2 separate regions of the Homo sapiens genome follow, and region 1 is linked to region 2. Evidence: chromatin loops called from intact Hi-C (ENCODE). Cell type or tissue: endothelial cell of umbilical vein. All regions are shown on one strand. Links, peaks and the distances in the headings refer to the core of each region. The heading gives the core; the rest is flanking DNA.

The links. A loop is a pair of places that touch in the nucleus more often than their neighbours do. Peaks named below come from ENCODE experiments on the same cell type or tissue, not always from the same donor. Only the 100,000 strongest peaks of a DNase experiment are listed, where the experiment ranks them.
Region 1: it touches region 2 in a loop (5-fold over the local background); 17 of 110 quality-filtered maps call a loop at or near these places.

The regions. Positions count from the first base shown.
Region 1 is chr10:89,544,398-89,560,424 of GRCh38, reverse strand. It overlaps a transcript of SLC16A12 not described here. Among named protein-coding and RNA genes, the nearest start is that of SLC16A12, 17 kb to the right of the region's middle. RefSeq lists an enhancer at 1,032-1,556. In endothelial cell of umbilical vein, for the core only: no CTCF peak of the experiment used is centred there; a DNase peak (open chromatin) is centred at 6,894.
Region 2 is chr10:89,450,476-89,466,502 of GRCh38, reverse strand. SLC16A12 (solute carrier family 16 member 12) reads left to right here. Exons shown (of 8, transcript NM_213606.4): 3 at 3,879-4,124. The coding sequence starts at 3,925. It overlaps SLC16A12-AS1 (SLC16A12 antisense RNA 1), which reads right to left and starts at 10,512. Exons shown (of 3, transcript NR_120614.1): 1 at 10,255-10,512; 2 at 3,811-3,988. In endothelial cell of umbilical vein, for the core only: no CTCF peak of the experiment used is centred there; a DNase peak (open chromatin) is centred at 7,972; H3K27ac peaks cover 339 bases.

The DNA of each region.
Region 1 (16,027 bases), core at 2,846-10,845, 95 kb before region 2:
ATATAACTCAGAAATAACCAAAACATTTTGTTTTATACCCTTTGGATCTATTTTCAGTGTACATGTATGTAAATATTGTTCTATGTCATGTATTAAAAAATTGGGATAGCATTCAACAATGTAGAAACCCTACAGTGGTTTATAAGTGTTTTCCCAATTAGTAATATTTGTATAGGTCCATGTCTTCTTTGCCACCATTTCACTCAGTTCTAGATGCTTCCCATATGTATTCCTTTGTTTCAAATTATGCCAAACTCTTCACTGTGGCTGAATGATTGAGTTGGCCTTCAATCATTCTTCCTTGAAAATCCATAATGAAGTCAAGCAATGTAAATACAGTGTGAAAAGTTTTCTGTAAATCTCTAACAGATTTTTATCAAATAATTTTTTTAAGTGTACCATAAGCTGTTCCTCATTTACATTTTTCTGACTTACAGCTTGGTGTAGTTTGGGATTTAGAGAGACTAAATTAAAATCCTGGGTCTAGGTGGTGACATATGCTATTTAACCTGCCCAATTTTATTTTTCTTACATTTAAAGATGGGAATAATAACATCTAATTTGTAGGGTTGTTGGAAGATAATGAATAGTAACCAACAACCGCCTAATTCAGTGCATTGCCTGGCATCTAGTGACCCTTCAGGATTGCTAGTAGGTATCATGTGCAAGTATGCTAAGGGGGTACTAAAATCTGACTTGGCGTTTTTATGAGTGATTGCCAATGCTATTTATTCATTCAGTAAACATTTCCTAATTATCTGTTGTGTCTATATAAGTATTTAAGTACTATGGATACCGAGACAGAAAGAAAAAGCTTTCTTGTCCTCAAGAGGCTTGCTGTCTGGTGGGCAAGGTAGAGAAGTAAAGCACCAGCTACAATGCAATGCAATAGACACTAGGATAGGGTTGTGCATAGGGTGACAAGGTGCTACGAGGGCATGCTTGTCTAATCAGGATGGGGGGCAGTTTTCCAGAGAAGGCCATAATTAAGCTTGACTTGAAGTATAAAAGGAGTCCGCTTAGGTAGACAGAGATGGCGTGGAAGGGTGAAGAACACAATCTATTTGGAGAACTGTAAAAGGTTCTATATGTAGGTATTACAGGAGTTATTAAGAAATTATTTTAGGCAGCTAGAGAGGGTAAAAGAGTCCTCAGTAAGTCTTTTTCGTTTAATAAAAAAGCGGTCCCCCAAATATTTATTATCTAACAGAAAGCAGCCTGAAAAACCAGACCTGCAAGTATTGATATGCAAATGCAGATGGTTAAGAGTCAGGTCCAGCCAATATGGCGGTTCCTGCTACTTTTTCTTTGTTGCCACGTGTACAGGTGTCATGGCGACCAGCCAGGTAGCCGCATTTGCATAATAAAAGGCTAGGGTGGGAGGGCCAGTTTTTTTGGGGGGGCTACCTGAATGACACACGTGGTTAAACCAATCCCCTGTGCCCTATGCTAATTAGACACCACCTCCTCCAGCCTCCCAATATAAACCACTGCTTTCCTCTGCACGCGGGTTTTCGGTTCAGAGCCCTCCTCCCTCTGTACGGGGAGCTATTCTCTCCTTTCTTGCCTATTAAACTTTCTACCCCTTAATCCACTCCACGTGTGTCCACGTCGCTAATTTTCACCACACGAGATAAAGGACACCGCAACTGAGCGGTGTAATAGGGAGTAACATTGCCTTGGGCAGCTGTAGGAGACGACCCCAAGAGATAGTTTCAGCAGACATCATTATCTGGGTTAGCTGTTGCCCTTGCTCTAATTCCACTTCTTTTTTTGAGTAGAATTTGAACTTCTGCCCTAGTTCATCTGTTCCAGTCGCATCAGCCTCCTTGTGTTTCCTCAAGTATACCAAGCACACTCCAAACTCAGGGTGCCTTCATTTTGCCCCTTTCTCCTTTTCCGTGCTTTCCCTCCAGATGACCACAGCCACACTCCCCTGCCTCCTTCAGGTTGCTGCGTGAATGCCACGACCCGGACCACACACTATTTTTTTTTTTTTTTTGAGACAGAGTCTCGCTCTGTCGCCCAGGCTGGAGTGCAGTGGCACAATCTCAGCTCACTGCAACCTCTGCCTCCAAAATTCAAGCGATTCTCCTGCCCAGCCTCCTGAGTAGCTGGGATTACAGGCGCCTGCCACCATGCCCAGCTAATTTTTGGATTTTTCGTAGAGATGAGGTTTCACCATGTTGGCCAGACTGGTTTCAAACTCCTGACCTCAAGTGATCCGCTTGCCTCAGCCTCCCAAAGTGCTGGGATTACAGGCATGAGCCACTGTGCCTGGCCGTGGACTACATTCTTTTTTTTTTTTTTTTTGAGGTGGAGTCACGCCCTGTCACCCAGGCTGGAGTGCAGTGGTATGATCTCAGCTCACTGCAACCTCCACCTCCCTAGTTCAAGCGAGTCTCCTGCCTCAGCCTCCCGAGTAGATGGGACTACAGGCATGTGCCACCACACCCAGCTAATTTTTGTATTTTTAGTAGAGATGGGGTTTCACCATGTTTTCCAGGCTGGTCTCGAACTCCTGGCCTCAGGTAATCTGCCTGCCTTGGCCTCCCGAAGCGCTGGGGTTACAGAGGTGAGCCACTGCGCCCGGCCCCGGACCACACTCTTAATCACACTGCCTTGTCCCTCTCCCAGTCCCTGCTGTGTTTCCCCATAGCACTTATCTCCAACTGACACATAGTGTATTTCACTCCTTATTTACTTGTTGTCTGTCTCTGCCATTGCATACTCTTGATGGGAACAGGGCCTAACATACAGTGGGCAACTCATATAGACTTATTTTTAAATGAGTATATCACGTCATTGCTGTTAATTTGAATTTATTATGAAACATTTTGTTGAATGATAGTTCTATTCATATTTAACTTCTATCTTTTTGTTGCTGTTGTAAGAGCTAAAAACATTCAGAGTTCATACCTAACCTTCTTATACATGCTTAAGCAGCAAGCATTATGATCAAAATAATTTAAGTTGACCGTAGGAGGTGATGATAGCGAAATCTAAAATAAATTCTTTATTTTTTATTCACACATTCCTCATATTTAAGAAACACTGCTATAGTATTGTAGGTTGTTATTTTTGGGAAAACCCACCTCAGCCTTTTTTTCTATTCTCTCACTCACAACATCATCACAGAAGACGTCTGTGACCAAATATGTGTGAGTTTCTTCCCACACACCAAGAAGCAATCATTTCTGCAGTGGACATCAGCTGGGTATCTTCCAATTCAGTTCTGACAGTATCCACCTGGAGATAACATCAGATCCCACAGATTGAGGGCTCAATCCCCAAGACCATCCCCTCCTCCCACCAGTTGAAAGTTCCAGCCTCCAGAACTTCTGACCAATCAGCTTCAAGTTGGGGTTTCTATGAAACCTCTCGTTGAGTTAAGTTAATTTGCTAGAGTGGCTCACAAAATGCAGGAAAAGACTTACTTACATTTGCAGGTTTAGTATAAAGGATATGAAGGATTCAGATGAAGAGATGCATAAGGCAAGGTATGGGAGAAGAGAGGCAGCCTTGATAAACCACCAGTCAGGAACTTCTATTTGTTCAGCTCCCTGGAAGCTCTCCAAACCCTGTCCTCTTGGGTCTTTATGGAGACCTCATTGGATAGGCATGACTGAAAATGGACAACCTGTTAAAATGCGATTGGACAAAGGGTATGATCTAATACTAACAGACTGAGTGGGGTAACCCAGCAGGGACTGTCTGTTCAGATTCTTCTTGGTCTCTCTGTGCACCATGCCTTCCTCCATGGTATGGGGCAGGAACCCTTCTGAAATGGAGGTGTTCTGACCTATGATCAGACAAGGTAGGTCAGAAACCAGCTCCAGAAACCAGGAAAAAGTTCCTGCCTTGGGGAGAGAAAGAAATAGGTGAAAGGAGGGCAGAAAAGGTAAGAGAGAAAAAAAGAAATTCTGTTTTCTGAGGCCTGCTTCTGAAGCCTAAAGCACCCTAACATTGTAACAAGGGCTATGGGAGTCATGAGCTAGGAACCGTGGATAACCTAGATAGACAAACAGACAGAGAGATAGAGAGATAGATTGATAGATAGAGATAGAGATATGTATAATAATATTGCAGTCGTTTTCTTCCCCCCTTTTTGTTTCAGTTAGTAAAGTGGTCAGGAGTGGTTGAGTCACACAGTTCCCTCACCTACTAGCTGTGTGATCTTCTGCAAATTATTTATCAATGGAGTACCCACCCATAGCTTTTGAGAGCATGAATTGAAAGCGAGGAAGCATAAAAAGTGCTTAGCACAGTGCCTGGGTAGAAAGCTGTCAATACATTGATCTATGTGATGCTGACCATCTTGGGAGGCCAGAGATAAAGCTGAATAATTTTCAAAGCACTAAATTTTTTCCTCCAAGTTACTGCAGCTTGAAATTCTGTGTTTGATAATTTAACTGATGGCTGTTTTATCTCCTGAGATTGCAGGAGCCCTGCCTGTTTTGCTCGTTGTTGCCTCACTAGCCCATACCAGAGTGCAGGGTGCGCTGTAAGCCGTGACCGCATCACAGATCATCAGCATGCAGAGGTAATGTAAGTTCCAATAGTAAACACAAGGGAGTAGTGTTCTCCCACCTGTCCTCACACTGGTTCAATTCAGAAACTTGATTTTTCTGGAAGTGCATTATTTAAATGTAGTCTTAGGAAAGCAGGCTCAGTCTTACTCTTTCTTCTTCCCTACTGCATGGAATATATATATATATATATATATGTATATATGTGTGTATATACGTATATATGTGTATATATACATATCTGTATATATATGTATATATGTGTATATATACATATCTGTATATATATGTATATATGTGTATATATACATATATACATATACATATACGTATATGTATATATACGTATATACATACATACGTATATATACACATATATACATATATATACGTATATACGTATATATACGTATATATACACATATATATATTATCCTTTCTGTAGAAATAAACATGAAACCCAAAAGCCTAACTGTGTTTGTACCCAGCACGTGTTAATAGAAAGTTTAAACAACAAAACATTTAAACCAATGCAATTTAAGCTCATTATCCCTGTCTATTGGGTAACATAAGACAAAATTATATTGTAGGTAACTGTGCCTGCGTGCCTGTAGTGCCTGCTACTCAACAGGTTGAGTAGCAGGAGGATTGCTTGAGCCCAAGAATTTGAGTTCAGCCTCAGCAATATAGCAAGATCCACTATCTTGAAAAAAAAAAGAAGATATTGTGTCCTCTTAAATACTAATTTGCTTTGTTAATCACGATGGGCCCTTTCCAAAGGTAATTGCTAATCCTGAAGACTTCATTCTACAAATATTTACTGGATGCTTTCTAGGTGCTAGGGGCTTATCTGGGTGCTAGAAATTTAAGTGAGGAAGACAGACAAGGGTTAGGTATGGACAACCAGTGTTTCTACTGGGGGATATTCTGCCAGGACAGGGGTAGGAAAATACCTGCTTGCGGAGCCTCAACACCCTTGGAATATTATCTTAGAAATGTTTAGCTTTATGAAGATGAAAGGGGACTTAGACATTATCTAGTGGAAATTCAGATGGCTAGAGGGCTAGAGGGGCCAGATAGCTAACATAAATAAGTAAAGTAGGCCAGCTGGGGCCTGCTGTTGAGCAAAGAGCAGGTATCCAATGTAAAGGTTGCTCCCATCTCATCAGCTCAGGCTACAGTTTTCTTCTTTCTCTCTCTCTAACAACCAAAAGTAAGACCGTTTCCCCACAACACACACATACATATGTCATCTAAAAGTCAACAAACAGAAAGAGCAGCTCTGGGAAAGGTGGATTCAGAGGTGGCAAAGCAAACACTTTGTCCTCCATCTCCCCACAACCTCAAATATTTTAAAAAACAAACCTGTTCAACCCAAATTGTGATAAATATTAAACAACACAAGATAATAACATGATCAACAACTAAAGTGATGATGTAGATGAGGTCTCCTGTCCTGTTTCCTCAAAAGGTTTTCTCGGCCATTAAAAGAGCTTCCCTCTCTAGATCTGGTTCCTTTAAATCTCCTGGTAGATTTCACCAGAAGCAGGGTCTTCAGGTGCTATCAGAAGGGAATTGAGGTGGGTTAGTTATGCCTTCCTGGCTTCTCATTTGTGAATGTGAGAAGAATGTGCAACTGAGGCAGGCACTCTCTGAGGCCAGATTTTTCTAGGGAAGTCAGGTGTTGATTTTTCAAGAGAAGCCAGAAATCTGGAGTTTTTTGAGAACTTTCCCATTTTCTTTCTTTCTTTCCTTCCTTCCTTCCTTCCTTCCTTCCTTCCTTCCTTCCTTCCTTCTTTCTTTCTTTCTTTCTTTCTTTCTTTCTTTCTTTCTTTCTTTCTTTCTTTCTTTCTTTCTTTCTTCCTTTCTCTCTTTCTTTCTCTCTTTCTTTCTTTCTTTTTGAGATGGAGTCTCGCTCTGTTGCCCAGGCTGGAGTGCAGTGGCATGATCTTGACTCACTGCAACTTCTGCCTCCCGGGTTCAAGCTATTCTCTGCCTCAGCCTCCCAAGTAGCTGCGATTACAGGCACCTGCCACCACGCCTGGCTAATTGTTTTGTATTTTTAGTAGAGACAGGGTTTCACTGTGTTGGCCAGGCTGGTCTTGAACTCCTGACCTCCTGGTCCACCCAAAGTGCTGAGATTACAGGCGTGAGCCACCGCACCTGGCCAATTTGTGATAATTTTCAAAGTGCTGTGAGGGCCAATCCAAGCTGATCTGAGAATTAAATTTGTCCCATTGTTGAGCAGTTCACTCCCTAACCTAATGCAATCGCCTAATTTTACAGATAAGGTAATGACTCAGAGCAGCTAACAACTTGTCCAATATTGTCACAAAGTCTGCATTCTTTTCATTGAGTCATCAAGTAGCTACAAAATGTGGAGAAAATGCCTGCGAACTATTAAGACAACTACTGTCAACTTTAAACAATTTAGTATTGAAATGAGTCATGCTAGTTGGCAATATTTGTGCTGAGATGATTTAATAGCCTGTGATTTATATGAACAAAGAGTGTAGTACCTAATGTGCAAAATGTTGATTGTCAGAGAGGGGCTAATGAGAAGACAAAAAATGTACCACTCTGACTGTAATGGATTACAAGATGGTGCTATCAAAGGTGAATAAGTAACTATAAACACAACAGTCTACTGGAAAACAGCTGCAGGGTAACACCACAAGAAATTCTGAGCAAGTCAGACATTCTGTTATTTCCCAAATCTAATAAAAGATATGCATACGGATTTTACTATTAAATTAAGAAAAAATGATTCAATATCACAGAAAACATAATAGGCATGCGGGTGTGGTGAAGGAGTAGAGACGGGGTTTCACCCTATTGGCCAGGCTGGTCTCAAACTCCTGACCTTGTGATCCACCCACCTCAGCCTCCCAAAGTGGACAGAGGGACGGAGGTACATTCAAGAGAATTCAGCTGGGGCTTCAAATTCTGAGTCCAATGCATTTCAATGGTCATTTTTTGGAACTTGGGAATAAAAACATTTTGGTAGCATTTAAGAAAGTACCATTTCTTTGATTGTTCATTACACGTGGCTAATTCCGGTGTAAAACTGACACTCCGAGAGGAAAGCCAAGTGCGGATGTCACCATCTGGTTTTGCTAAGTCTTAGTTCGCATCTCACTTACTCTCTCCAGATTCTGTTAGGGCAGGGCCGATTATCCATTTTGTTCATTATCATACTCCCAACTTACTTCCTGGCACTCAGAAGGCTCTCAATAACTGTTTAGTTGAGTTGAATTGGCTTAGCTGGAATTGAAGAGCCAGAAGCAATTGGAAGGGACCTTAGAGCTAATTCTCATCATCCACAATCACTCACACCCCTCCTAGTACCATACGTTTCCCCCTCTCACACGTCCACCTCAATTCATGGAGAAATGCAATGTGCTGTTGTGCCATAGTCAGCAAGCAGCCAAATCTAATTCAGTGCTACCACCCTAGATTCTCTCCAGATGATGCCTAACTCCAAAATAGATTGTCATAATGTTCTTGGCCAGAAGCCTATAATTTTTAAATGAGATTACATGGGATTTATTTAAGCTTTAATATAACTATAATAAGTATTAATAACACATGCTTTATAATCTGTTTTCTGTTTCTTGTGATATCTTTGTACTTACAAATCAACATTAATACATCTCTCTTTGGCCAGGCGTGAGTGGCTCACGCCTGTAATCCCAGGACTTTGGGAGGCCAAGGTGGGAAGATCAAAAGGTCAGGAGTTCAAGACCAGCCCGGCCAATATGGTGAAACCCTGTCTCTACTAAAAATACAAAAATTAGCCAGGTGTAGTGGCACGCACCTGTAGTCCTAGCTACTCAGGAGGCTGAGGCAGGAGAATCACTTGAACCTGGGAAGTGGAGGTTGCAGTGAGCTGAGATCACACCACTGCGCTCCAGCCTGGACGACAGGGCGAGACTCTGTCTCAAAAAATTAAAAATAAATAAATAAATAGATCTCTCTTCAAAAGGGCAAAACAACCTTTTAGCTTTTGTATTAGTTTGTTTTCATGCTGCTGATAAAGACATACCTGAGACTGAGAAGAAAAAGAAGTTTAATTGGACTTACAGTTCCACATGGCTGAGGATGCCTCAGAATCATGGCAGAAGGCAAAAGGCACTTCTTACATGGTGGTGGCCAGAGAAAATGAAGAAGATGCAAAAGCAGAAACCCCTGATAAAACCATCAGATCTCTTAAGACTTATTCACTACTATGAGAACATTATGGGGGAAAACACCCCCATGATTCAAATGATCTTCCACTGGGTCCTCCCACAACACATGGGAATTATGGGAGTACAATTCAAGATGAGATTTGGGTGGGGACACAGAGCCAAACTATATCAGCTTTATGGAAGTTTCCCAACAACAATGTGCTCCATCAGCACTGGGTTGGAAGAACAATGAACTTGGGACTTTTTATTTATTTATTTATTTAGAGACAGGGTCTCACTCTATTGCCCAGGCTGGAGTGCAGTAGTGTGATCTCAGCTCACTGCAACCTCCCCCTCCCAAGTTCAAGCAATTCTCATGCCTCAGCCTCCCAAGTAGCTGGGACTACAAACATGCACCATCCTACCTAGCTAATTTTTAGTATTTTTAGTAAAGATAGGGTTTCACCATGTTGGCCAGGCTGGTCTCGAACTCCTGACCTCAAGTGATCTGCCTTCCTTGGCCTCCCAAATTGTTAGGATTACAAGCGTGAGCCACCACGCCAGGCTGAACTTGGGGATTTTTGATCACCGGTCACCAGTATAACTCTGGAACAGAGTTTAATTCCAGAATACACACCCTCACTCCATCCAAAATGGACCTTTCTAACTTGATTACATCATGGACTTCCACACCTTGAAAACTTTGGATCCTTTTATTCATTCCTCCAATAATTGAATTCCTAATATATGCCAGGTAACTTACAAGGTGCTGGAGATACAATGGTAAACATGATGGACATCTTCTTGGTTTCACTAAGCTTTTAGTTTAGTGACACACAAAATCAATGCAAACAGCAACAACAACAACAAAATGCAATTAACATTAGACCCCTGGGGGAGGTGACATTTAAGCTGAGAACTTTGCGAAAATAGTGAAGAGCTTTCTAGGCAGGAGGAAAGGCAAGCACAAAGCCTTCTGCATCCCTGGCTTGGTGCCCAGAGAAAAGCCAACATAGCTAAGTATAGCGAGATATGGGAGTGTGGCACGAGATGATGTAGAGAAAGGCGGGGGTGGGGCCATGACACATTATGGGCCATGGTCAGAGGAGTTTAGATTTTGTTTTAGTGCTTTGGGAACTACTGAAAAGTTTTAAGCTGCAAAGCAATATGGTCTAATTTTGATGTTGTTGTTGTTGTTTGTTTGTTTTGAGACGGAGTCTTGCTGTATAGCCCAGGCTGGAGTGCAGTGGCGCGATCTCAGCTCACTGCAACCTCCGCCTCCCGGATTCAAGTGATTCTCCTGTCTCAGCCTCCCAAGTAGCTGGGATTACAGGCACCTGCCACCACACCCGTCTAATTTTTGTATTTTTAGTAGAGACGGGGTTTCACCATGTTGGCCAGGCTGGTCACGAACACCTGACCTCTTGATCCTCCTGCCTCGGCCCCGCAAAGTGCTGAGATTACAGGTGTGAGCCACCGTGCTAATTTAAGTTTTAAGAAAAACATTCTTGATGTTTTATGGAGAATAGATGGGAAGAGGCTAAGAGCAGAGGGAAGGAGATCAGTTAGGAGACTTGCACTAGTGGGAGAGAGGAGATGGCAAGATGGATCAGGATGTTGTCACAGTGCAGATGGAAAAAAAGGGGTGGATATTGATGAGACAATTGACAGGACTTGTTGATGGATTGATATGGGAGGTAAGTGATGACTCCTAGATTTTTGGCTTGACGAATGGAATGAATGAAAGTCCAATATAATAAAACCATAAAGTAGAGTTCTCTGCTTAAAGAGGGAGAAAGGAAAGAGGGAAGGCTGGGTCTGAGGCACTTTACTCCCTTCCAGCTACCCTGGGTCTTCCTAGACTTCTTAGGTCATGGCTCTCAAATTTTAGGATGCTGAGCCACTTGCAAAGCTTGTTACAATGCTGGCTGCTGAATATAATGTTCCTGGAGCAGAGCATGTGGGGCAGATGTAGACCAGAATGGCTAATAAAGGTGTGTCTGGTGACTAAAGAATTATAGACACACTGCTTTCAGCTAACCTTAGAATTAGGTGGAAACGCCCTAAAGCAATTGGCAAGCAGTTAGCTGACAGAGTATGGCTTCTTTTTATAAACTTAAAAAAAAACCCAAAACACTAAGGTGACTTTTTCTTTTCACTTTATGCTTCTCCATTCTTCACACACTACTGAAAAAAACAAAAACAAAAACTGATGCCTATTATTTATATTGCTAGAAACTCTAAGTAGTTCTCCCTGTTGTTAGGATGAATTGTAATTTCTTAATAATCTTACTACAGCATCATCTATAACCACAAAAGCTAATTAATATGAATGTGTAAATGTGTCTCTGCTGAAGGAAGCAGCACAATAGTGCACTGTATATATAATTGGTATAGCACTTGAGGTGTACACTTACTGCAAAGAAACTGAAACTGGATTTAGCCATTGTTCCTTTATCTGGATGCCTTATGTGTATTGGTTTTATCCTGATCAAATATTCCTTCAATTTGCACTTTCTGAATTTATCAAAATGAATAAAGGTGAAGCAGAAACTTGCTAATTAATTCATAAAGAAGATCAACACAGAGAGTCAGAAAGGGTAAATCAGCCCCAAACAAAGCTGGCTATGCCTGTTTTTCAAATAAGTTTAATCAGTCTTCTCTGGTGTTTCTGTTGTTAGCAGGTGACAGTCCAGCAGAACCATCCATCTCATTCAATGATTTGCAAAAGCTGCCTGATCCTGCTGCGAGCAGGTCCTGCTCATTATCACTCATTCCTCTCTTGAAAGACAGCATTTCCCCTCTGCTGGTGTACATCCCTCTCCACTCTCTAAATTGCATATCACACTTGTGCAATTCCTGTGGCACTTGCTACATCCTGCTTAGCAATCAGTTAGTGCGTCTTTTTTTTGAGACAGAGTCTCGCTCTGTCACCCAGGTTGGAGTGCAGGGGTGCGATCTCAGCTCATTGCAACCTCTGCCTCCCGGATTCAAGCGATTCTCCTGCCTCAGCTTCCCTAGTAGCTGGGATTACAGATGGCTGGCACTGCACCCGGCTAATTTTTGTATTTTTAGTAGAGATGGGGTTTCACCATGTTGGCCAGGCTGGTCTCGAACTCCTGACCTCCAGTGATCCACCCGCCTCAGCCTCCCAAAGTCTGGGATTACAGGCATGAGCCACTCTGCCCAGTCGCGACTGCGTTTTTTTTTTATTTCTCCTACTAGACATTGCAGGCATTCCCCAAGGTCTGGTCCTCGGCCTGCTGCTCTGGCTTCATCCAACCTCTTTTGCACAGAACATTTTCAAAGCATACCTCTAACCTTGACTCTTCCCCTTGGCTCCTGACCTGAATTTTCAACAGTTTGCTGGGTACTTCACTTCCAGCTCAAGATCCATGTGTTCAATATTGAACAGTTCACATGCTGCTACCTTTTCTTTCTCTGTTAATGATCACCATCCTCCTGGCTGGAGACACACAGACTTCTCATGTCTCTTTCACTTCATATCTAATCAGTCACTTTGTCCTATTGATTTTCTCCATTCTCATCAATGGAGAATACACTGACAAATACACCTTGCACTTTTCCACTGCAAGTATTAGTACCTGCATTAGTACCTGCAGTTTGATTTAACAAGACTGCCTTCCTTCCTGCTTTTTGAAATTCTCCAAGAAGGTGTTCCAGCCCTACCTATAATGTCACGCTCCACCTTGCCAGCTTCTCTCTCAAGCAGTCCACTTTTTTTTTTTTTTTTTTTTTTGCCCAGGCTGGAGTGCAGTGGCTTGATCTAGGCTCACTGCAACCTCTGCCTCCTGGGTTAAAGTGATTCTCCTGCCTCAGCCTCCTGAGCACCTGGGATTACAGGCACATGCCACCATGCCTGGCTAATTTTTGTATTTTTTGTAGAGATGGGGTTTTGCCAGGCTGGTCTTGAACTTCTGACCTCAGGTGATCTGCCCACCTCAGCCTCCCAAAGTGCTGGGATTACAGGCATGAGCCACTGTGCCTGGCCTCCACCTCTTCTCTGAATTCTTCTAGCAAGTGTTGACTTCCTTTATCAAAATAATCATGTACCCTTTTCTTTTGAAACAAAATGATCACATACCTTTTCTTATTATAAGGTTGTAGTAAAGGTGTTTTTGAAATATTTGTCATTTGCATGGCTACTTATAGTTCCAACTAGATTGTAAATTCTGTGAAGGCAGGAACCATGTCTTAAAACACCAATGTACTATGCACAGGGCCTATACAGACTAGATACTCAGGAATTCTGGTTGATTTATTTGTACTGGATTTAGCTAGTATAGAGATGATAGAGAGCCATGCACTGTAGTTCAGTTTGCAATTTAGTCATTCATTAAATTGGCTCATTAAACACAAATAATTTCTTTTCTAATATATTGCTAATAAAATGTTTTTTTCCTCAAGTAATTGAAAAGATTGTAATAGTATGATAAAAACTATACAAAAGACTTCTGATAATGTGTTTGCAAAAACTTTTTTCCCTTATACTCTTATAAGGCATATTCAAGGTCTGTAGGCAGCATGAATTTTTTTAAATTCATTCTTCTAAAAAAAATGGGGATACATGTGCAGAACGTACAGGTTTGTTACATAGATACATGTGTGCCATGGTGGTTTGCTGCACCTATTGACCAGTCCTCTAAGTTCCCTCCCTTCACCTCCCAACCCCCCAACAGGCTCTGGTGTGTGTTGTTCCCCTCCCTGTGTCCATGTGTTCTCACTGTTCAACTTCCACTTATGAGGGAGAATATGCGGTGTTTGGTTTGCTGTTCTTGTGTTAGTTTGTTGGGGATGATGGTTTCCAGCTTTATCCATGTCCCTGCAAAAAACATTATCTCATTCCTTTTTATGGCTGCATAGTATTCCATGGTGTATATGTACCACATTTTCTTTATCCAGTCTATCATTGATGGGCATTTGGGTTGATTTCATGTCTTTGCTATTGTAAATAGTGCTGCAATAAACATATGTGTGCATGTGTCTTTATAGTATAATGATTAATATTCCTTTGGGTATATACCCAGTAATGGGATTGCTGGGTCAAATGATATTTCTGGTTCTAGATCCTTGAGGAATCGCGATACTATCTTCCACAGTGGTTGAACTAATTTACATTCCCACCAACAGTGTAAAAGTGTTCCTATTTCTCCACAGCCTCGCCAGCATCTATTGTTTCCTGACTTTTTAATAATCGCCATTCTGACTGGCATGAAATGGTATCTCATTGTGGTTTTGATTTGCATTTCTCTGATGATCAGTGATGTTGAGCTTTTTTCATATGTTTATTGGCCACATAAATGTCTTCTTTTGAGAATTGTCTGTCCATATCCTTTGCTCACTTTTTGATGGTGTTGTTTTTTTTCTTGTAAACTTAATTTCCTTGTAGATGCTGGATATTAGGCCTTTGTCAGATGGGTAGATTGCAAAAATTTTCTCCCATTCTGTAGGTTGCCTGTTCCCTCTGATGATATTTCTTTTGCTGTGCAGAAGCTCTTTAGTTTAATTAGATCCCATTTGTCTATTTTGGCTTTTGTTACTATTGCTTTTGGCATTTTTGTCATGAAGTCTTTGCCCATGCCTGTGTCCTGAATGGTACTGCCTAGGTTTTCTTCTAGGGTTTTTATGGTTTTGGGTTTTACAGTTAAGTCTTTAATCCATCTTGAGTTAATTTTTGTATAAGATGTAAGGAACGGGTCCAGTTTCAGTTTTCTGCGTATGGCTAGCCAGTTTTCCCAGCACCATTTACTACCGAATAGGAGATTGTTTCCCCATTGCTTCTTTTTGTCCAGTTTGTTGTAGATGTGTGGTGTTATTTCTGAGGTCTCTGTTCTGCTCCATTGGTCTATATGTCTGTTTTGGTACCAGTACCATGCTGTTTTGGTTACTGTAGCCTTGTAGTATAGTTTGAAGTCAGGTAGTATGACTTTGCTCTTTTTGCTTATGATTGTCTTGGCTATGTGAGGTTTTCTTTGATTCCATATGAAATTCAAAATAGTTTTACCTAATTCTGTGAAGAATGTCAATGGTAGTTTGATGGGAATAGCATTGAATCTATAAATTACTTTGGGCAGTATGGCCATTTTCACAATATTGATTCTTCCTATCCATGAGGATGGAATGTTTTTCCATTTGTTTGGGTCCTCTCTTATTTTCCTGAGCAGTGGTTTGTAGTTCTCCTTGAAGAGGTCTTTCACATTAGCTATATTCCTAGGTATTTTATTCTCTTTGTAGCAATTGTGAATGGGAGTTCATTCATGATTTGACTCTCTGCTTGTCTACTGTTGGTGTAAAGAAATGCTTGTGATTTTTGCACACTGATTTTGTATCCTGAGACTTTGCTGAAGTTGCTTATCAGTTTAAGGAGTTTGTTGTGTGAATTTATATTAGTTATTTCTTGATTAAATAATGCTGCATGACAATCATCATACCTCAGTGGCTATGATGATAAACATTTTTGTTTGTGCATGAGTGTGTAAGTTACCTGGGTGGTTCTGCTGATCTCAGCTGGTCTCAGTAGGCTCACTTGTGCACCTGCAGCCTGCTGAGGGGATAGCTTTGCTGGTCTTGGCTGGGCTCAACTGGGGTGACTCAGGTTGGCCCCAAATGTCCTCTCATCCAGCAGGCCATTTGAGGCTTGTTCTCATAGCAGTGCAGGATTTGAGAGAGAGCCAGATGGAGGTATAACCCCTTAAGGTCTAGACTCAGAATTGGCCCACTATCATTTCTCTTCCCTATTGGCTAAAGCAATCATAAGATGATGCCTGACTTAAGGAGTATGGAGATAGGCCTGGTTCTTTGTGGAATGAGCTACAAAGTCATATTGCAAAGGATATGAAAACAGGGGTGGTAGAGAAAACCCCAGCTATTTTTACAATCAATCTACCCCAGAGTTAGACAGACCTGGTTTCATAAACAGACACTGTTTACTACTTGCCTGATATTGGGCAATTCACTTAACCACTCTGAGCCATTTTTTCTCAATTGGAAACAGGTATTATGAGAACGGAATGAAATAATACATACACAGGGCCTGGTATATCATAGGAACTAAAAAATTTCAATAAATTTCCTCACAACCTTCTCTCCAAAGAATTGCTCTTAATATTATGAAAATTAAATAATTGTATTTAAATTTAATTTGGAGAAACAGAATATTAAAACTGAATACATACTTCAGAAAATAATGAGATAAAAGTTTGAACAGTCATTTGAAAAGATTTTGAATAAATTAACTGGAAAACCAAGTTCAACATTATTAAAACCAGTAGATCGAACTGATCCAATGGGATCCAAAAAGGGTAGGTC
Region 2 (16,027 bases), core at 4,335-12,334:
TCATTTGACTATAAGTATGATTCTGTGAAGTAGGCAGAAGGTAATTTTTTGTACAAACAAGAAAGCTGAGGCTTAGAAATTATTGTTCAACAGTTCATGAACTGTGCCTGTCCCACTAGGATGTGAGCCTCATGAAAGCAGGGCTATTGTCTCTTTTCTGCAATGCTCATAGCCCAGCTCCTAGAATAGTTTCTAGTGCATATTGGACACTCAATAAATATCTATTGAATTAATGAGTGATGAACAAATGAAAAGAGGTTAAATCACATGGCAAATAATATCTACATTTTTATGCCAGATATTCCTCATGTTTTATCTCACTTTGATATATACAACATTTTGTGAAAGTAAAATTATTACCTCCATTTTATGGATCAGTAAACTGAGGCTCAGAGACATAAAGTAATTTGCTTGAATTCATATAACTCTTAAGATGCAGAGTCAGAACCCAGATCTTCCATCTGGGTATTGGCTCATTAACTTTGTCCTCAAACTAGCTTCCTTCATGGTTAAGAAGTGGCTGCTATAGATCCAGGTATCACATCCAGAATCTACAGGAAGAAGAGGGGCTTGTTTCTTCCTCATGTCTTTTCTTAAGAACAGGGAAACATTTCCCAGAGGACTTCTCTCCATAGCTCATTGGCTGGATACTTCCCGTTCTGTGCCTCATCACTCACTGACATGGGAACGGGAGACCAATCCAAACCCATTCCCTAAACCAAGGGACTGGGCCCAGATGGCCACTGGAAAGAGCAGATAGAGTTGAATCCTAACAAAGCCAGGGTTATGATGGAATAGAGGAAGGGACGGACTACCAGCTCTGTCTTCTCCAGCAGGCTGTGTGTGAAAGCAAAAATACAGGTATGGTAGATCTTTTAAAATAAGAGTTTTTCCTTGAGTGTTTCATCTTGGGGAAGAAAGTAGATGACTGTTAAAGCTACTTATTCATGACACAAAGTTATATTTTGGAAAAACTTATTCTGAAGCTCCAGAGTGTTAAGGACACCTTTAGAGGGTTAGTTTTGCTCTGAAATTTCACAGCTGGTCAAGTCAGTGACCTACAAGAATGTTTCAGGGAAATACCAATGGTACCATTTAAAGAACTGCATTTATAGCTACGTCAGGCTGCAATTCACATCATCCTACTGGTGTGTCATCAGCAAGAATTATGTGTATAATTAGACAAAAACGTTTATGAATTTATACCAAGGAATAAGGAAATGTAGTAGAAGCAGTGCAGGGCATTGGTTAGGAAGACTGGCCTTGCAATCAGACCAAGGTTCATAGCCCATTTCTGCTGCTTCATTATCTAAAGGTATCTTTAATCTTGTAAGGATTAAATGAGATGCTGTCTGTAGTGATGCTTGCTAGCAGCTTGGCCTATGGCAAGTGTTTTGTAAATAGCAGCTCTATATCACTGTTATTTTCACTTAGCCCCAACACCAGTATTTTAACTATTAGTCAATCCTCAGGCCAGTGTTTAGCAATATTATCATTTCCAGTAATAACTTTTATTTTTTTCTTTATCAATAGGTTTAGTATTTATGCCAGTATTGGTCTCCCAATACTTTTGATAGATTTATAATTTCAGTTGTCCACGTAATCACCTTTGTCAGTCTCCCCAAAGTCACAGGATGGTTAACAGCATGAAGATGAAGACCTGAGGCTTCAAAAGGGGCAAACCTAAGTGATGTATGTGGGAATCATTCTTGTTGCCTTGGCCTCACTACCCCTGCTCTGTATGCACTCTCTGAAGTCACAAGCCACCAATTTGTTCCAGTGGCTTCAAAGATGCACACTTATAAATTTCTGTTGTGAGCCATTTTCTTGAGAAAGTTGTGGTCTTAAAGTAAATGTTTTTTATTAGACAATTTATTTTGCCCATAATTTACCAGGTGGTACATAGTCTTTGTTCATCAAATAATCCACACATTGTCATAGTTGAAATGACATTTCATTTAATTAATGTTAATATTTCGTCCAGTGATCACAATAAAATTATAAAAGCAACTGGGTAATTTGCTCAATTCTGTAGCAAAAGTAGATGTTGAAACTCTTATTTTTCCTCTCAAAAAATTCGTCCCTGACTGTAATTAAGAAGCCTGTTTGACAAGCCATGGAATGCCTTAAGAAGCACCTTATCTCACAGTTTCTGTGGGGCCAGAATCCAGAAATAGCTTAGCTGGGTCCTTGGCTAAGGGTATCACAAAGCTGCAGTCAGGGTGTCAGTGAGACTGTCCTTAACTGGAGGCTCAATTTAGGGGAAAATCTGCTTCCAGGCTCACTTGGGATGTTTGCGAAAAAGCAAAAAACAAAAGACCCTGAGATCTTCATGTTTCTTGCTGTCTGTTGGAGGCTGCCCTTGGCATCTACAGGCTGCCCATGGTTCCCTGCCAAATGGCTTTCTCCAGGTGTGCAGCATGGCAGTTTGCTTCTTCAAGGACAGTGGGAGAGTGAGAGTGGCTAGCAGGCCTGAGTCATATATAACGTGACATAATTACGAGAGTCAGGTTCCATCACAGGTGCCATATTCTGTTGGGTAGAAGCAAGTCACAGGTCCCTCCCACGCTCAAGGGAAGGGATTACATAAAGATATGAACAACCAGAGTCAGGACCATAGGGGTACCTTAGAGCCTGCCCACCACAGGGAGCTTTGTGTATTGTGACCACTACTGAATCCTTAGTGCCCTAAAACGGTGCCTGACACATGTTAGGGATTCAATAAATATTTAGAGTTGAATGAATGAATGAATGCAGATATTACTTCTTTGAAGTATGTATTGCTAATGTTTTTTTCCCCAAGCCTGTGGCTTACCTTTTGGTTTTGTTTATTAATCACATGTTTTAATACAGAAATGTTAAATTTTAATTTAGACAAATTAACGAAATTTTTTTTATCTTGGTTTGTTTTATTAGTTTACACCTCAGGGAGTTTTCCTATCTAGAGAACAGATAAATATTTGCCTATATTTTCACTTAGGTTTTTAACTACTTCTTTATTTTTTTACATTTATTGATTTATCTGGAAGGTCAACAGCTAAATGGAGAGTTGAACAGAATGTGGTGAATAATACTTTTTTTCTTCACTGATCTTTTTTTTACCTTATTTGGATTGTATTAAATATTATATACTAGCTTCTGGGCTCTCTACTTTGTCTCATTTATTTCTCATTCTATTCTTACTTCAATTACACACTTAAAAAATTACAGCATTTTAAAAAATGCCAAGAAGTTGCTGTCAGACTCATTCCGTATAATAATTAGTCTATGTTATAAGCTGTTGTAACAGCTTATATACAGAGACACAAATAAAATGGAAGCTTATTTATCTTTTGTGTAACAGTGTAGAGATGTGTAGAGTCCAGAGTAGGAGGGCAGGTCTCCCCAGAGTCATCTGGGGACCCAGGCTGCTTCTGTCTCGTACCTCTGCCAGCCCCTAGACTGATGTCCTGGTCTGTGTGGTTGAAGTCGTTTCATATCCACATCCATCTTCCAGTCTGTTGGAAGAGGGTGCTGGAAGTCCTCAAAAAGTACCTTTGCCTTTGAGTTGATGAACCAGAAGTGGCACACATGACTTCTGCTCACATCCCTTTCATGGAGACTACACTTTATTGCCACAACTACCTTCAAGAGAGGCTAGGGAAAAATGGTATCAAATAGAGTAGACATGCATTTGACTACAATTTGAGAGGTTCTATTTTATTTTTAAAAAAGAAAGCATGTACCAAGGACAACAAATAGTCTGCCCCAGTCTAGTATTCATAGTTACAAATACTCATATTTAATAGGAAAGTAATAATCATGTCTTACCAAGTGAAGAAAAATCAACCTTTGGACATAGCAATAAGATATAAATATGTCCTGATTTTTGGTTTTAGATGGCGAGTAACCCATGGGCCAGGTAGCGTTCTATGCCAACCTTGAATGCCATCAGGAAGTCACTGGACAGCAAACTCTTCCAAGATCATAACTTGGCTGTTGGAGCAACCTGGAAAAGAAGAAAAAAGAAAAACCATGGCAAAAGTAAATAGAGCTCGGTCTACCTCCCCTCCAGATGGAGGCTGGGGCTGGATGATTGTGGCTGGCTGTTTCCTTGTTACCATCTGCACACGGGCAGTCACAAGGTAGGTAGGATTTTCTTCTTAACTTATTAAGATGACCTGGCCTGTCTTTTCTTTTAAATCTGCTTCATTCTCTTTCTGAACCCATCATTGTGAAGATATGTGTGTGTTCATGTGGTGTGTGTGTATTTCCGTTGACTCTTCAGGTATCATTTTCTTTGCAAAGTATGTGATTCTCTGACACTTATGAGTCCCAGATAGTGGTCTTTTCATGTGGGGTGTGTATATTTCCGTTGACTGCTCAGGTATCGTTTCCTTTGCAAAGTATGTGATTCTCTGACACTTATGAGTCCCAGATAGTGATCTTTTCTATCATATCTGATATTTAAACCTGGAGTCTTAGGACATTTGTAGGCCAATGCTGTGACTATTCCAGCCATTCATTTTCATAAGCAGCTCCAGAAGATGTGGAAGGATGTAACATCTATTTCTTTTCACTCTTCATCTTCCACTCTTCAGTAATATGAAATACTTAAAACTCATCACATGTGAAATAGCATGGGAAATGTCCTACAGTATTTTCATAATGAAATCACTTTTCTGGGGATTTTAAAGGATTGGTAAATGCATACCTGAGAAGGTAAGTTAGCTTAAGCTGGCATAGCTCCAGGGGAGGGTAAGATCATTTCTACAAGTGTGTTTCTCCAGAATTTTTAACTGTCATCTTAATGATAAATCTAAATTAAGATAGATCTTATTCATTAAAGTTTTACAAAGCTAATAGGATGTGTGATCTATAATTCATAAATCAAGAAAAACACTATGGGCAAACTGATGGCAAGAGATCATAGTCATAATGGTGTGATGTGGCTTTAAGTCTAGGGATGAGGAAAAGGGGTACCAGGTGACAAGAGTATGATTATAAAGTTTACATTGGATGTGTGAATGTATCACACAGAGTTAATCTTACACAAGGTTAGGGTCTATATTCATCCCAGAAAGGATAAAACATGCAAGGCCAAAATAATCCTGGAAAATTTCTTGGCTCCCTAGGGCTCATTAAGCCCCTGGAAGCTTAAAACCTAGAATTTAAATTATTTTGCTTTATTTTGCATTTTGGCTGTTGTGGTGATGACTTCTAGGTTGAAGGAGAGCACAAACATAGATACAGGGATTCTCTCATTCTTGCCTGCTCTCTTCTCCCTCTTACTTTTCTCCAAAGTCAGTGTTGAATATGCCTAAGTTAGATGCACGTACATTAAGACTCATCCATCTCATTTATATTTGGAGTAAATATGCATTCGAAATCTACATATGTGAGCTCTTTCCTCTACAGGTGCTTTCATTCAAATAGAAATCTTTATTTCTCTCCTCTGGCAGCAGACCATTACAAGAAAGTAATTTGGACTAATTATTTGTTGGCATCATCAATACAGGCATCAGTGTCCCTCCCATAACAAAGATACAGTGCAGGATAGAATAAGATGTTTATCTTTGCTACAGTAACGGTTGGTTGATTGTGTATCATAATAAACTACAGATTTGTTCAAAATAATATAATTGATGCTGAGTGATTTTACACTGTTGGTGGGAATATAAATTAGTCCAACCATTGTGGAAGACAGTGTGGTGATTCCTCCCTGACCTAGAACCAGAAATACTATGAAGTGTGATTTTTTTTTTTTTTTTTTTTTTTTGAGACAGTGTCTCCCTCTGTTGCTCAGGCTGGAGTGCAATAGCATGATCTCCACTCACTGTAACCTCCGCCTCCCAGATTCAAGCGATTCTCCTGCCTCAGCCTCTGGAGTAGCTAGGATTACAGGGATACAAAATTTTGTACTGGGATACAAAAATTACGCCTGGCTAATTTTTGTATTTTTAGTAGAGATGGGGTTTCACCATGTTGGTCAGGCTGGTCTCGAACTCTTGACCTCAGGTGATCCACCCGCCTCAGCCTCCAAAGTGCTGGGATTACAGACGTGAGCCACTGTGCCCTGCCAAAGTATGATTCTTAAGAAGACCTCTGTAAGAGGAATTGGGAGACAATTATCCCTTTGGCATTGTGACTTCTCATCACTGATATGACAGCTCCCTGGACATTAAGAAGTCTAGATTATGAGTCTATAATATGAGTCTGTAAGACTCATCTATATTATGAGTCTTGTGTTCTGGGTTTGAGGAAGTCATGGAGTTAAAAGGAATCCCTATCCTTGGTCCTTCATATAGAAGCTTCCATCATTCCCATGATGAAAGAGTTCTGGAAGTGGGCACAATGCTTTAGAAGGAGGGATCATGCTGGAATCTTAGGGGTAGTTGAGTCTTCATGATGAAGTTGCACTTCTGTGGAATTGCCCATAGTGCTTTTAGATGAGATACTAAGATAAGTCTTCCAATCACATTGCCTCATGTGAGCCTTGTGATTTATTCACCCTCTATTTAATAGATTAGGACACTGATGCTCAGAAAGATTGACTTGTCTACATTTATTTTATTTTATTTTGAGACAGAGTTTCACTCTTATTGCCCAGGCGGAAGTGCAGTGGCGTGATCTCAGCTCACTGCAACCTCCGCCTCCCGGGTTCAAGTGATTCTCCTGTCTCAGCCTCCTGAATAGATGGGATTACAGGTGCGTGCCACCACACCCAGCTAATTTTTTGTATTTTTAATAGAGACGGGGTTTCACCATGTTGGCCAGGATGGTCTCAAACTCCTGACCTCAGGTGATCTGCCGCCTCAGCCTCTCCAAGTGCTAGGATTATAGGGGCGAGGCACCATGCCCGGCCTACATTTCTTTTTGTCTAGTAGGACAGAGCTGGACTAGAATTCTAGTTTGTTTGTTTGTTTGTTTGTTTGTCACTGTGCATACATTCATAATCCATTGACTCTTGAAACACACACACACATACACACACACACACACACACATAAACACAGAAACCGCTATGCCCTTTCCAATACATAACTAAATAGCTTCCTAAACTATTCTCATACACACACCACACTTCTACCTGCCCCTGCATACACACTACACACACACAAACATACACATACACACACAAACATGCAAACTCTGCAGCTTATCCTTTAGAACAATTGTGTATTATAAGACATGGGTTTTTTTTTTTAAAAAAACTGCCTTGGTTATGGGAGTCATTGTCTTAACATGGGCAACTTCTTAATATCCAGCGAGCTGTCATATCAGCGATGCGAAGTCATAGTATCAAGGGAATAAATGTCTCCAAATTACTCTTACACAGGCCCTCTTAAGAATCACACTTCAGACTAAGAAACCTAGGAACCAAGGAATTAATTATCTTTTCTTCTCATAAAATGTATATCTTAGTGCAAAATTCTTCCATAGGAAAAATTGCAGAGGAACAGGTATTCCTGAGTGCTCTTCAACTTTTCTCCTTACTTTTCACAGTGTTTTACTTTACTGTAAACTTCTTAGGCTTGCCCCTCCTCCGACATACCACAGACAAATAGGAAAAAGTTAAACACATCTTACTTGCACAATTTTTTTCCAGTAAGATCAAAAGTTAACTCAGGAGCCTAAAGTGGTTTGTTAACTCACCCCACATTGCAATTTATAGGAAGGGGATAATCCATCCTGATTTACCATCACCCCATGATTCTTTCTATGCTTTGAAATTCATGATTGGATGTATTTTAAGAACTTAAAAACTGTTCAAAAGTGTCAGGAGTAATCACTAATAATGCCTCTTTCCACCTTGTTCCCAACCAAATCGTAATTAAGTAAAGCTCTTCAGTATGTGAACAGTAAAGGCAATTTATTCTATCTGCTTAATGTGAAGCTGTATCTAAGTATGAATTTGATGATGAAGAATCGAAAGGCAAAATCAGTTCACTCCAGAAATACCTTCCGGTGGTAGAATGCCTGTCACTTGAGTCATTTCCTTAATTATAGTTGGTGCGCTTATGCCAAATCTTTCAATTGGATAACTAAGGGAGCTTAACTCTTAAGTCCTCTGTACACCAAAAAAGAAGTAAGTAGATAGCTCCAAAGTGCCTAATCCTGTTATTTTTCAGACAGGTAAATAGACCCAAAGGTCAAATTCTCATACTTCTGTCTGTGGAAGAACCATGAAGAGCATGAAACTCATAGATGCCCAATTTTGTGTTATCACTTGACCAGTCTAACATGTTTGACTGAAAACCCCTGCCTCGTTTGGCCAGAGGTATATGGGCTAACGCATATTGGATTCAATTGGCGATGATACTGGAGGAGATTCTACATAACAGCTACTTAGATTTGGCAGCACTATAAACAATTTTATCTTTATCAACAGTAAATGGATGCTGGTTCTTTAAAGAAGAAAAAATTTGCCAATCCCTCTGTCTGAAAAAGAACATCTATGTTATGCTCCTATCTACAAATAAATAAACAAACCGCCCAGGCAGAACCCAGGACATCCACACATGCTAACATCTTTCATTATTGATCCTCAGGGACACAATGGATGTTCTACAGAGTTTTCCAGGCCCTTCTCCATCTTTAGGATAACTCAGAACACCACAATCACAATCAGACTTGGGGTAAATATGTTTATACTGCTGCTCTCAGTTTCCACTAAACAAATTACAATAGCATTACAGTCTGAATATTTTTGAAAAAGTCACAGGGGGAGAGATCTTTGTTCCAAAAAGAAATAGTAGCTAAAGCAGGATGGAATAAAGGGTGCTTAGTTCAGAAAATTCTGGCTAATTCAGTGTTCTGTGTAAAATTAAGTACATGTGTTCTCTGCCTACAAAAAAAAATGTAACTGGTTGTACATAAAAATATTCAATAAAGATTATAAAAAAAAGAATCACACTTCATGGTATTTCTGGTTCTAGGTCTTTGAGGAATCACCGCACTGTCTTCTACAATGGTTGAACTAATCTATATTCCTGTGAATAGTGTAAAAGTGTTGCTATCTCTCTGCAGCCCTGCTAGCATCTGTTGTTTCTTGACTTTTTAATAATCACCATTCTGACTGGTGTGAGATTGTATCTCATTGGGGTTTTGATTTGCATTTTTCTAATGATCAGTGATGTTGAGCTTTTTTCATATGTTTGTTGGTTGCATAAATGTCTTCTTTTCAGAAGCATCTGTTCATGTCCTTTGCCCACTTTTTAATGGGGTTGTTTGTTTTTTTTCTTGTAAGTTTGTTTAAGTTCCTTGTAGATTCTGGATATTAGACCTTTGTCAGATGGATAGGTTGCAAAAATTTTTTCCCATTCTGTAGGTTGTCTGTTCACTCTGATGATAGTTTCTTTTGCTGTGCAGAAGCTCTTTAGTTTAATTAGATCCTATTTGTCAATTTTTGCATAGAAATACCATTTGACCCAGCAATCCCATTACGGGGTATATACCCAAAGGAATATAAATCATTCTATTATAATATAAAGATATATGCACACGTATGTTCAGTGCTGCCCTATTCACAATAGCAAAGACATGGAATCAACCCAAATGCCCATCAGTGATAGACTGGATAAAGAAAATGTGGTACATATATACCACTATGTATATACTATGCAGCCATAAAAAGGAATAAGATCATGTCCTTTGCAGGGACATGAATGGAGCTGGAAGCCATTAACCTCAGGAAGCTAACACAGGAACAGAAAACCAAACACTCTGTGTTCTCAATCATAAGTGGAAGCTGAACAATGAGAACACATGGACACAGGGAGGGGAGCAACACACACTGGGGCCTGTCGGGGTGGGGGAGTGGGAAGAGGGAGAGCATCAGGAAAAATAGCTAATGCATGCTGGGCTTAATACTTAGGTGATGGGTTGATAGGTGCAGCAAACCACCATGGCACACGTTTATCTATGTAACAAACCAGCACATCCTGCACAAGTAACCTAGAACTTAAAGTAAAATAAAATAAAATTTTAAAAAATGAAAAAAAAAGAATCATACTTCATGTGTAATTGCAGGCTATTCTGTTCATAAATTGGCCACTTGAGTTGGGTTGATACTTAAAAAGCAATGTTTGATTTAAATGTCCAAAACCCTGTCCCCCTCCAGGTCTGAGACCTATTTTTCTCTAAGTCTACTGGGTCCAAATTAACTTAGGTGCAATATATGTCTAGAATCCTATGGGATTGTAGAGTTCTTTTGAACTCTCTTAACAATAGTTGAATTCTTATAATAATTGCTAACTTTAACTGAGCACTTACATTGTGCATGTTGGCATTCTTCAAGCATTTTTTATGGATTAAATCATTTAATCCTCATAACACACAGCAGTTGAAGAACATGTCCAAGGTCCCATGGTTAGTAAGTGGCAGGACTTTTAGCCACTAGGCTGCAGTGCCCAGTAGATCAATTCTAGTATGCCAGATGTTGGCAGCACTCACTGTATAGGAGACAGAGAAAAATTTTACAGCAGAGTGGCAAGATTGAGACAGCAGTCATACTGGCCTCTGAGAGAAGGTATTTTTGAGAATGTCATTTCGTCACAGATGACACTTGGTGATACTTTGTTTCCACATTCTTATGAACAGAGCCTATGAACACTGAAAGTTGTTAGGAGTTGTTTGCTACTGCAGCATAATCCAGCCCATTCTGACTGATGCAGTCATGTTTACCAAAATGCTAATTTTAGAGATAAAGAAACTGAGGCCCTGAGGGATTAAGAAGCTTTATCAAAAACCTCAGTTACCTAGGGTGAGAACCAGGGATCAGGACCCTGCTTCACTGTAAAATATTCCAAAGAACAACCAAAATAATAAAAATAATTTCTGGAGTGAGATGCACACATGCTCCCAATAAAATTTCATTTATTTAATATCATGCCTGTGTTCAGAGGCATACATCATGAAACTACTACTCAAAAAGTTCTGTGGTGCTTTTCCCCTTTGAGAACAGATAAGTGATAAAATATTCTTCCCATATTTCATGAAAGTCACAATCATTCAGAAGCCTGTATGTGGTTATTAGAAAGTTTGCCTTTGTTAAGCCTGCTTACATGTTTAGACAAGAATTTCAGGTATTAATTTTGATTTCTGTATATCTAAAGTTTGATTCATATGACTGATTAAGTCATCTAAGAAAACCAGCAAGCAGAAATCAAAGTAACCTTTAAAAAAAGTGACAAGGGACAGACATGGTTACACTACTAAGTTCCCCAAAACAATTTAGTGAAAAAAAGAGATTATTATTTATAATTTGAAAATATCATCATCTGGGGGCCCTTTTCTCTTAGACATCATGTGATCCTCTTACATCTCCAGCTTCTGCATCTCCCTCTTGTGGATTTGTTTTCTCAGCTTGTAACACTCATTTTCTTCACATCCCTACTTTACCTCACCTAACCACATGTTCCTATATAGCTACCATCCAGTCTTCCTCCTTCTTCCCTTTCTCATTCATAGTTCTTGAAGTTGCTACTCAATCATTTTCACTTCCTTGTCTTCTAGTCACTTCCTCTACCAACTTTAATCCTTCCTCCTTTCCTTCCTTCCTGGCTTGCTTCCCTTGAAAAGTGTTTTATGAACACCAAGTATATGACAGGTACTATACTAGATATTTGGGATTCAGTGTGAGATAAGACAGACATGGTCTTTTCTGTCACAGGGTAACAGTCTAGTGAAGAATATAAACAAATGCAAAGGAAATTGCCACACAGTGTGATAAATGTCCAGCATGTAGTTGAAACACGTAAGAGTGGAATCAAGAGAGACTTGAGTGGTCAGGGAAACCTTCCTGGAGGAAGGTTATCTTGAGACTAAAGAATGTGGGAGGTTGGGAGAGCATGCTAGAAAAGAAAAAAAAAAGTGAAGGCTCAAAGATATTAAAAAAAAAATCATGGGTGATGTGTTAAAAGAGGCAAGCAGAAGTTCAGTATTGCTGAAGTGAAGAGCCCAACAGATGCGCAGAAAGGAGGCACACTAAGAAGGGCTAGCTCATGCAGTCTCCTAAGTCAGGTTAAAAAGTATGAAGCATTAGGATCTGATTGGTGTTCTAGAACATTGGGTGTAGAATGTACTGAAGGTAGCCTGGTGTGAATTCAGGAAGATTAGGAGGGTTTTGGCTGCAGTACCAGAGAAAGGTGCTGGTGTGAATGATGAATGGTAAGGGGGTTAGAGATATTAATATGTTGAGGAATTTGAGGGATATATATGAGATAGTGACTTATGCCTATAATCCCAGCACTTTGGGAGGCTGAGACGAGAGGATTACTTGTGCCCAGGAGTTGGAGACCAGCCTGGGTAACATAGGAAGACCTTGTCTCTAGCTGGACATGATGGTGCACTCCTGTGGTTCCAGCTATTGGAGAGGCTGAGGTAGGGGGTAGGCGAATCGCTTGAGCCCGGGAGGTCAAGGCTGCAGTGATCACACCACTGCACACACACTGCACTCCAGCCTGGGCAACAGAGCTGAGACAAATGAAGGAAGGGAGGGAGCGAGGGAGGGAGGCAATAAAAGTAAAAAGGTTAAAGAGAGAGAGAGAGAGAATAAGTAGAACTTGGCAATTGAGTAGGTCAGTGGTTCTCGGGCAGACTGATTTTGGTCTCCAGGGTGCATTTAGCAATGTTTGGAGACATTTTGGGTAGAAGCCAGGGATGCTGCTAACCATCCTACAGTGTGCAAGAAAGCCCCCCACAACAAATAATTACCTGGCCCAAAATGTCAATAGTGCTTCCACTGAGAAGCCTTCGGGTAAGGATAACTAGACTACAGTCATGTGTTGCTTAATGACGGGGACGTGTTCTGAGAAATATATCATTAAGCAATTTCATTGTCATGTGAACATCATAGAGTGTACTCACACAAGCCTAGAAAGTAGCGCGTACTGCACACCTAGGCTATGTCGTATAACCTATTGCTCCTAAGCTACAAACCGGTACAGCATGTTACTGTATACTGAATACTGTAGACAATTGTAACACAATGGTAAGTGCTTGTGTATATAAACATAGAAAAGGTACAGTAAAAATATGATATTATAATCTTATGAAGTCACCATTGTCTATGTAGTCTATTGTTGATCAAAATGTCATTATGTGGTACATGTCTGAATTTTATAATGAGGGTAAATCCAATAAATCATTATTCACTTAAATTGAAGTCCTAGTGGTTAGGAGAAAATAATAAACTTTTTAGTATTAGACTAGCAATTTTTAAAATGTTAAGAAACATCATAAGGTTTTTGTTGTTGTTTGCACTGAATTAAAGCTAGTTTGACTGTTGCAGTTAATCAATGCCAGGCAGTTTATGTTACCATTCTCTCTGTCGTTGGGTGTGACTGTTTAGTACTCCAAGTTCTGATATAATTATTAATCTAGCGTCAGATCTGCTGCAGCATGTCTGGTTTCTTAAATCACTGGATAGAGAAGGACCACTTTTTATACCCCTTTGACAGAGAATTACATAGAGCATTCGTGTGGCATACAAGAATGGGACTGCGGTGAACACAGAGATGTGCCACTCATTTGGCCTTAGCTGCAGGGTGTACAGTCAGCAGAGCCTGCAGCTGTCAGTTCTTAGGTCCCCCTCACCTGCAGAAAGCTGCGTCTCCCAAGAGCAGACCCCTGGGCGTAGAGGGGGCACCCACCGCCAATGGCTGATTGAGGACGTGCATCAGGGCTGAACCATTTCATTTGGGATTGACTGAGAATTTGTTAGGCCTGCATTGCAGTTCGACCTCTCTGCCTAATCCTGCATCCTTCCCTTTCCTTCTACAAGTGTTGATCCTTACTGTATGCCCTGCATGCCAAACTTCATCCCACCTTCTGCTGGGACTTAGAATTTAGCTCACCACACTGTTCCATTTTTTCTTTCCTACCACAAGGATCAACAACAAAATTATAGGGCCCAGTGCAAAATGAAAATACAGGGCCCCTTGCTCAAAAAGCAGGGGAAAATGCTGTTAAATGTACTAAAATAGAAAGCTTCTTCCTTTCTTCAGTGGTCTCTTTAAATTTTTCATGATGTTTAAATTTGCTATTTAATGTTATTCTAAGTAAAGAAAATGAGAGTGTGAAATAATTAGAATGAATTGACCACACATTTTTATGTTATGCAATGTCAGCTTTAAATGCAAATATGAGTCTTGAACTCATATATGGAATCACTGAAGTCAAGCAACTCTTATTTTATAGCTCATACATACATACATATTTCATTTTCCATCAGAACAGTAGAAACCCTGCACAAAACTAACTCAACTGTTTTTATTTGACTTCCTGAAACTTGCACATCCTATCGACATTCTCCTACCTTCAGCTTATTGATGAGTCAGGAAGGACTGAAAGGGAATGGAAATATGGGTTGGCTGATCTTTCCATTTCCTTCTATGCCATCACCCTCAACATTAGTGGTTTGTTAATACAAGGAAGTGATATGAATGAAAAAGGATATGATAGAAATCCTTGGTCCTTTGTGATTCTTATAACACCACTGCCTTCTTTCTGCATTTGAAGCAGGTTTTGGTTCAAAAGGAAAGCATAGCCTCTTGGGGCTGGTAGACACTTCATTCCCTATCCCCAGGCCTGCTAAGCTGTAGATGTAACACACTTACCTCATACTGGCTTTGAGTCCTAACTGAACTCTCTCAAATCGTGGGCCTAGCAGAACACTGTGCTTATGGGACATCTCTAACACTATGTGTGAATGGTGCATCACAGAACTGCAGAAACACATATTGCACGTATCTCCGCCACTCACATGAAGTCTCCATTGTTCCATTGCACTGCACTTATGAAACAGAAATTCAAACATAAAATTATTAAGCTTGTAATCCCAGCACTTTGGGAGGCCGAGGTGGGCAGATCACCTGAGGTCAGGAGTTCGAGACCAGCCTGACTAATATGATGAAACCCTGTCTCTACTAAAAATACAAAAATTAGCCGGGCATGGTGGCGGGCGCCTGTAATCCCAGCTACTCGGGAGGCTGAGACAGGATAATTGCTTGAACCTGGGAGGCGGAGGTTGCAGTGACCCGAGATTGCATCATTGCACTCCAGCCTGGGCAACAGGAGTAAAACTCTGTTTCAAAAAAAAAAAGTTCAGTCAGTGACAGCCAAGCATTAAATCAAGTTTCATGCTTCTAAGTGCCAGGCTCTATGTGACTGTGTAGGCTGCACTCCCATGAAGCCGGCCCTGCCTAACATGGCAGTCTTGTTTATACCTGGTTCTCTCCCTTCTTCTCCAAGCTCTTCACCACCTACTTTCACACCCAGCAGCAACTGGGGAGGAGAGGGAGAGTGAACATAACAGGTTACTATGGATTGTTAAAGCACAATTAATTGGAACTTAGCTCCAAAGAGATTAATAACCTCTTATCTCATCCCCAAGCCACAGGCCTGATTTCTTCCCTACTGTTATCACCGGGCTATAAAAGCTTCCTGCCTGAATGAGGACGCCATGCTAATCCATATAAGGCTTTTCCAAGTTGCACAGTGATGCAAACTATTGCTTCTGGTTCACATGTCTTTCTCTAAGTAATTAACTATTTTTCAATATAAATATTTCTTTCTCTTTCTCTGCACATACACACATACACACACATATATACACATTTCTGGTTACATAAGAAATCATGTTTATTGTAAAGTAATTGAAAATGCTCTATAAAGATTAAAATAATTATTTCTAATCTCACCATTTACATATAATGATTAGGTACATTTTAGTGTATAAGCTTTCAGGAAATTTTCTTTTTTTTATTATACTTTAAGTTCTAGGGTACATGTGCACAACATGCAGGTTTGTTACATATGTATACATGTGCCATGTTGGTTTGCTACACCCATTAACTCATCATTTACATTAGGTATTTCTCCTAATGCTGTCCCTCCCCCATCCCCTGACCCCACGACAGGCCCCAGTGTGTGCCGTTCCCTGCCCTGTGTCCAAGTGTTCTCATTGTTCAAGTTCCACTTATGAGTGAGAACATGCAGTGTTTGGTTTTCTGTCCTTGCGATAGTTTGCTCAGAATGGTTTCCA